Linked DNA regions of Homo sapiens: region 2 is linked to region 1. A link is an interaction called in ENCODE POLR2A ChIA-PET data of the cell type or tissue named here. Cell type or tissue: B cell. All regions are shown on one strand.

What was found. ChIA-PET counts read pairs that join two places held together with the same protein. Peaks named below come from ENCODE experiments on the same cell type or tissue, not always from the same donor. Only the 100,000 strongest peaks of a DNase experiment are listed, where the experiment ranks them.
Region 2: POLR2A ChIA-PET joins it to region 1 with 5 read pairs; 25 of 35 experiments call an interaction of 5 or more read pairs at or near these places.

What each region holds. Positions count from the first base shown.
Region 1 is chr17:40,270,828-40,274,827 of GRCh38, reverse strand. It overlaps WIPF2 (WAS/WASL interacting protein family member 2), which reads right to left. Exons shown (of 8, transcript NM_133264.5): 6 at 829-1,038. Among named protein-coding and RNA genes, the nearest start is that of CDC6, 15 kb to the left of the region's middle. In B cell, no CTCF peak of the experiment used is centred here; no DNase peak of the experiment used is centred here.
Region 2 is chr17:40,221,028-40,225,027 of GRCh38, reverse strand. All of the region lies in intron 1 of WIPF2 (WAS/WASL interacting protein family member 2), which reads right to left. Among named protein-coding and RNA genes, the nearest start is that of WIPF2, 3.7 kb to the right of the region's middle. RefSeq lists an enhancer at 1-501. In B cell, no CTCF peak of the experiment used is centred here; a DNase peak (open chromatin) is centred at 2,485.

The DNA of each region.
Region 1 (4,000 bases):
GGAAACACAGGCGTGTGCCACCACACCCAGCTAATTTTTGTATTTTTTAGAGAGATGAAGTTCCACCATGTTGCCCAGGCTGGTCTTGAGTTCCTGGGCTAAAAGCAATCCTCCCACCTTGGCCTCCCAAAGTGCTGGGATTACAGGCATGAGCCACCACGCCCAATCCTTTTTTCTTTAATATTTTTTGTCATTCTTTCTTCTTTTTTCTTTCCAGGCAATGTGCCATGGGACTTTTCTTTTTTTTTTTTTTTTTTTTTTTTTTTTTTTCAAGAATTCCAAGGAAAGGCTGGATGTGATGGCTCACATGTGTAATCCCAGCACTTTGGGAGGCCAAGGTTGGAGGACTGCTTGAGACCAGGAGTTTGACAGCGGCCTGGGCAACAGAGACCCAGTCTCTATAAAAAATAATTAAAAAATAATAATTCCAAGAACAATCAAGTGTTTTGTTTTTGAAGAGCTAGAAAGGAACACTCCTTCCTAGGAGAATACATAAGTCCTGTCTGAATAATCCTAAAGAAGATACAGAGTCTCTGACCTAAAAGCTAGCTACAAAAAGTGATCTTTGGAGTGGATTTAGAGTTAGCACAACACTTGCTGATTTTACTTCAATCTACTCCAAAGCATCCATGCTTAGAATTCATATCAAGATAAGGAAGTCAATGAACACAGCCCATACCTCTGAGGATGAAGTCAGCAGGAGAACTATTGTGAACAAAGGATCCCATGTGGCCATTCCCACTCTATGGTGGCCATCTAGCAGCCATGGCACTGGAGTGGGTGAAGTCACCGCAGGAACCATGAGACTACAGATAGCTAGCTACTCACCCAAGAAAGACCGGACAGTGGTGATAGAATCTCTGTGGCCATTCCTCAGGGGCGGTGGAGGAGGAGGGGGTGGCCCAGCTGGCGTCCTTGAGGGTGGAGGTGGGGGCTTTCCTCGGCTCGGGGGTTCTGACCCATGCATTCGGTATGGTGGTGGGGGAGGGGGAGCATCCCTGGCACCATTTCGGATCACAGGTGGTGGGGGTGGAGGAGCTGCAATTAAAATCCAAAGTAGTTAGGTTTGGATGTGGAGACGGCAAGGGGTAGAATGACTTGAAACACATGAGCTAAAAGAGTAACACACCCCACAGAGGCTCACAGTGCCTGGTTCCCCTTTGTCCTTATTACTTGAACAGCATCACCATTCTTCCAGATACCAACATTCAGAATAAATGTATGGCCTTTTTACATTTCCTACCAGTCAGTCAGAACCCTATCTGTTCTTGATTTTTTTCCTGCTTTTCCATGCCTTCCTCCACAATTCTAATTCAGGTCTTCCTTATATTTAGCCTGTTCTCTACTGCAAAAGCCTTCCGAATGTTCTCCTTGCTTTGTCTCTTACCCCTCCAAATTCATTTTGCATAACACCAACTCACCAACCTCCCTAAAAACTTGATCCAGTTTTTTCAAAGGCTTTGCACTGCCTAAATCATAAAGTCTCAAACTGTGGCTGGGTGTGATGGCTCACGTCTATAATCCTAGCACTTTGGGAGGCCGAGGCGGGAGGATTGCCTGAGCTCAGCAGTTGGAGACCAGCCTGGGCAACATGATGAAACTCCATCTCTACTAAAAATACAAAAAATTAGCCCGGTGTGGTGGCGTGTGCCTGTAGTCCCAGCTCCTCAGGAGGCTGAGGCACAAGAATCACTTGAACCTGGGAGGTGGAGGTTGCAGTGAGCCCAGATTGTGCCACTGCACTCCAGCCTGGGCAACAGAGAGAGACTCCATCTCAAATACATAAATAAGTAAAAAAATAAAGTCTCAAAGCCTTTGCTTACATAGTAACCTACCACACCAATCAGCTTGAGCTTGGCTTCTCCTCTTCCCTTCTTATTGCTAGGCTAGGTTAGGAGCCCTCCTCTGCACTTCCACTGCAGCTTGTGCATACCTACCACTTGAATAGACTATTATAATTATTTATTCTGTGTGCTCTTTCCCCAGTATACTGTGTACCCCTTGATGTCAGAGCAGTTCCTCCTTCTGGGTTCCCAAGTTCAGCCAAATGTACAGCACACAGCAGGTGCTCAATCAATGTTTGCTGAATAAACCAAATTATATGCTTTGCTCTTGTGACTCCCCTCACAATATTCTGATATCCCCCCTTCCCTTACTACCAAATCCTCCCTACCCTTCAAGGTTCAATCCAAGTCCCATCTTCTCAAGGCTTTCCCAAAGCAATCCATTTTCTTCTGAGTCCCTCCACCTCTGCTCTCCCACAGCATATACAGGCTATGTCACTTACTCTAATATCAATGAGCGATTTTCAAAATATATACAGCAGATTCATTGTGGGAAGTTACATATGTCCAGTAACAGTCTCATTGCTCAAACACTGCAAACACCTCTTTTGGAATTGCCTCCAAAGCAAGTTTATCAGTCAGAGCTGTAAACACTATTATATGATGGTCACATTTCATTTCTGAGGTCGCCCCACCACCATCACCAATGAAAATATTCATACCTATGCCAGGCACGGTGGCTCACGCCTGTAATCCCAGCACTTTGGGAGGCCGAGGCGGGAGGATCACCTGAGGTCGGGAGTTCGAGACCAGCCTGATCAACATGGAGAAACCCAGTCTCTATTAAAATACAAAAATTAGCCAGATGTGGTGGTGCATGCCTGTAATCCCAGCTACTCGGAAGGCTGAGGCAGGAGAATTGCTTGAACCCAAGAGGCGGAGGTTGCGGTGATCCAAGATCGTGCCATTGCACTCCAGCCTGGGCAACAAGAACAAAACTCTGCCTCAAAAAAAAAAAAAAGAAAATGTTCATACCTATGTCTGAATCTGCTTTTTGGTGATTCCAAAAATCAAATTCACTCTTAAAAGATGAAAATTTGCCACCAAGTAGAAGGTAACGTCAAAAGCATGTGTCAAGAAATGGCAATATGACTGGAATATAATAGATTCTAACGTGTTTGTCTTACTCCTATGCTCTGTATTAACTAACAATAATAGCAGCTACCATTTATTGGGTATCTATTATGTTCCAGGCATTTTCGGTGTATTAAATCTTTAAAAAGTCTTATAGCCACACATGCGAAGTATGTAATATTATCCCCATTTCACAAATGAGAAAACTGGGACTCAGGTTATTTGTTTAAGGTCACAGATCAAATAAAAATAGGCAAGGCACATGTCTGCTCTTTCTACTCTCCCACACTGCTTTTCGTAACTCCCAGTATTCTGCATAGTATCTTCCCAACCAGATTTACAATCCAGTGGCTTGGAAGTGCATCTTTTGGTATCTAGGCCATGTTCAATTTTTTTTTTTTTTTAAGAGACAGGGTCTCACTCTGTCACCCAGGTTAAAGCGCAGTGGTGGAATCATAGCTCAGTGCAGCTTCAAACTCCTGGGCTCAAGCAATGCTCCCGCCTCAGCAAAGGGCTGGGATTATAGGCATGTGCCACAGCACGTGGCCCAATAAATAGTTGTGACCTAAATAGTATGTGAAGAGACTACTCAGCTTAACAGACAAAACTGTTTTTAGTAGTAAAACGGTATCTTGGCTAGGCATAGTGGCTCACATCTGTAATCCCAACACTCTGGGAGGCTGAGGCAGGCAGATTGCTTGATGCCAGGAGTTCGAGATCAGCCTGGGCAACATGATGAAACCTCACCTCAAATTTTAAAAAAGTACAAAAATTAGCCAAGCGTGGTGGCACACGCCTGCAATCCCAGATATTCTGGAGCCTGAGGTGGGAGGAGCTTGAACCTGGGAGATGGAGGCTGCAATAAGCCAACATCGCGCCACTGCACTCCAGCCTGGTGACACAGCAAGACTGTCTCAAAGAAAAGAGTATCTTATTATTCCTCCTGATTACTATCAGAATTGCTGTAGTGACTATAGTTAAGCATGTAACACAGTAATAGAATAACATACACACACACACACACACAATCTGGCACAATAAGCCCAATAAATGTTTTTGCTTCCCGTAAGACACACTCAGAA
Region 2 (4,000 bases), 50 kb after region 1:
CATCCACTCTAATCCGGGGCATATCCCTCAAGACACAGTCAGTCAACCGGAACTCTGCCAACTTTTGCTTGGGAGTTGTGTGAAGAATAGTAGCAACAAGAGCCTACTTTGAGAAGGAGATCAACAATCACACTCAAGAAGAAAAGAAGTTATTTGGCAAAGGGATGCATGTTGCCAAAATGTTAGTCACAGCTTCAAGGGCCCAGTTTGTGTCTCTACAACTATTCTTTGCTTTGACAGAGGCCATTATCTGACCCAGGAAACAGCTCAGCTTCTGTCACCCTCCCCATCTGAAGCAGTGAAGAATCCTTTCAATTTGGTAGTATCAAACTGTGACACAGACAAGATGTCCACCAGAGACTAAAAGGGGAGAAAAAATGTGTAATTTGCCACTTTCTACATAGGACTGGCTCAAGCAGAGCAACGGAAAACTGTGACAGGATAGGAAAAATGGAAAATCATTATGTTAAAGAAGCAGGCTGGGCCGGGCGCGGTGGCTCACGCCCGTAATTTCAGCACTTTGGGAGGCCGAGGCGGGTGGATCACAAGGTCAGGAGATCAAGACATCCTCGCTAACAAGTTGAAACCCCGTCTCTACTACAAAAAAAAAAAAAAAAAAAATACAAAAAATCAGCCGGGCGTGGTGGCAGGCGCCTGTAGTCCAGCTCCTCAGGAGGCTGAGGCAGGAGAATGGCGTGAACCTGGGAGGCGGAGCTTGCAGTGAGCCGAGATTGCGCCACTGCACTCCAGCCTGGGGGACAAAGTGAGACTCCGTCTCAAAAAAAAAAAAAAAAAAGAAAAGAAAAGAAAAAAAAAATAAGCAGGCTGTACCAAAAGTCCGCCCAGGAGCACCGAGCCTCCATATGTTATCTCAAAATCCCCTTAAAAAACAAACCAAAAAGGTACACTGTAGGTTGCAATAGCATAATATTAAGCAGGTTTTTACTCCCAAATAAGTACATATATTTTGTAGCCTGCAACTCTTCCTGGGGTTGTAAGAAGACTATGTTTGCTGAAGCTGCCTGAACCAAGAGCCCATGAATTTCACAGTTATTTCAGAGCAGGAAAACAGACTAACATATACCAGGTTACTCTCCCAATCAGAGAACACAAGTAAAGAAAGAACATTTAATAATTTTCTCGGGCCGGGCGCGGTGGCTCACGCCTGTAATCCCAGCACTTTGGGAGGCCGAGACTGGCAGATCACAAGGTCAGAAGTTCGAGACCAGCCTGACCAACACAGTGAAACCTCGTCTCTACAAAAATACAAAAATTAGCCAGGCGTGATGGCACCCAGCTACTCAGGAGGCTGAGGCAGGAGAATCGCTTGAACCTGGGAGGTGGAGGTTGCAGTGAGCAGAGATCATGCCATTGCACTCCAGCCTGGGCAACTGAGCGAGACTCCGTCTCAAAAAAAAAAAAAAAAAACCCAAAAAAAAATTTTCTCTTCAACAGAACAAGACTTCTGTCTCTTGCCTCTTGCCTTTTTTTTTTCCTAAAAACACCTAGTGAGTCTAGAATCTCTTCCCTTCGTAAAAGCCATCAGTAAAACCTGAAAACTCCAATGTTCACACCTCTCCTGCATTTCACCTTGGTGCTATCACATAACTTATCAGTACCAGCTAGGGTAAACACTACTCTAGTATCAAGTGTGAGGTGGAATTAGTAAATGACCAGCCTGGCCAACATGGCAAAACCCTGTCTCTACTAAAAATACAAAAATTAGCCAGGTGGCACATGCCTGTAATCCCAGCTACTTGGGAGGCTGAGCCAGGAGAATTGCTTGAACCCAGGAGACAGAGGTTGCAGTGAGCCAAGATTGTGCCATTGCACTCCAGCCTGGGCAATACAGCAAGACTCTGTCTCAAAATAAATAAATAAACAAATAAAAAAACAAACACTACATTCTACTAGTCTTCATCAATTGACTTCATTCATCTCCACCTTCCCCAACTCTTAACTTCCCTATCTTCATCTTGATGGCAACCAATGTAACACAATATGAAATTTTTACTTTTAAAAGTTGACATTAATAAGAGTTAAAAAACTAAACATGCGGCCAGGTGTGGTAGCTCATGCCTGTAATCTCAACACTTTGGGAGGCCGAGGTGGGTGGATCACCTGAAGTCAGGAGTTCGAGACCAGCCTGACCAACATGGTGAAACCCCATCTCTACTAAAATACAAAAAATTAGCTGGGCGTGGTGGTGCATGCCTATAGTACCAGTTACTTGGGGGACTGAGGCAGGAGAAGCGCTTGAATCCGGCAGGCGGAGGTTGCAGTGAGCCAAGACTGCGCCATTCCACTCCAGCCTGGGCAGCAGGAGCGAAACTCTGTCTCAAAAAAAAAAAAAAAAAAAAAAAAAAAAAAAAACTGAATATGCATCAAATCAAAACCAGTTCTTCCCTGGCTGGCACGCAGACACACACACACACACACAAACACACACACACATGAGCAAGGCTAAGAGGAAGAAACAGAAAAACATGTTTCCTTTTGTTGTTGTTGTTGTTGTTGTTGAGGTGGAGTTTCGCTCTTGTTGCCCAGGCTGGAGTGCAATGGCGCGATCTCAGCTCACTGCAATCTCAGGTGATCCACCACCTTGGCCTCCCAAAGCGTTGGGATTATAGGCATGAGCCAGCGCGCCCAGCCTTGTTTTCCTTTAAGAGACAGGTCGGCCAGGCGCGGTGGCTCACACCTGTAATCCCAGCACTTTGGGAGGCCAAGGTGGGCAGATCACGAGGTCAGGAGTTCGAGACCAGCCTGGCCAATACGGTGAAACCCTGTCTCTACTAAAAATACAAAAATTAGCTGGGCGTGGCAGCACGCGCCTGTAATCCCAGCTACTTGGGAGGCTGAGCCAGGAGAATTGCTTGAACCCAGGAGACAGAGGTTGCAGTGAGCCAAGATTGTGCCATTGCACTCCAGCCTGGGCAATACAGCAAGACTCTGTCTCAAAATAAATAAATAAACAAATAAAAAAACCAACACTACATTCTACTAGTCTTCATCAATTGACTTCATTCATCTCCACCTTCCCCAACTCTTAACTTCCCTATCTTCATCTTGATGGCAACCAATGTAACACAATATGAAATTTTTACTTTTAAAAGTTGACATTAATAAGAGTTAAAAAACTAAACATGCGGCCAGGTGTGGTAGCTCATGCCTGTAATCTCAACACTTTGGGAGGCCGAGGTGGGTGGATCACCTGAAGTCAGGAGTTCGAGACCAGCCTGACCAACATGGTGAAACCCCATCTCTACTAAAATACAAAAAATTAGCTGGGCGTGGTGGTGCATGCCTATAGTACCAGTTACTTGGGGGACTGAGGCAGGAGAAGCGCTTGAATCCGGCAGGCAGAGGTTGCAGTGAGCCGAGATCACGCCACTGCACTCCAGCCTGGGTGAAAGAGCGAGACTCCGTCTTAAACAAACAAACAAAAAAAGAGACAGAGAGAGAGATGGGGTATTGCTACGTTGCCCAGAATGGTCTCGAACTCTTAGACTCAAGCAATCCTCCTGCCTCAGCCTCCCAAGTAGCTGGGATTACAGGCAGGTGCACCATTGTATGTCTTTTAAATATCAATATCTCAATCTCATTTTCAGAGATCACTTCTATGCAACCACTTTAAAGATCCCATGTGTTAAGACAAACTTTTAGAGGCAGGGACAGAGAAAACCTATATTTCAAAGGGGAAAAAAATGAGAGCTTAATAATTTGCCTTGAAGTTATTTACTAAATCCATAGGTAGGCTAAAACTGTCCTTATTCCCTGTGGTTCTCTTCTGATTTGTAAAAGGAGAACAGAATAGCCAAAAACATTCAGTAAGACAGTCAAAAACCAAAACCGTAAGGCAAAAATAACAGCATGAAAAAGGACGGGGACCCTGGGAGAGCCCAAAGCAATAACAGATTATTCAAGTCCTTTAAAAAATATGAATTCTGGACAGGCGCAGGGGCTCACGCCTCTAATCCCAGAACTCTGGGAGGCAGAGGCG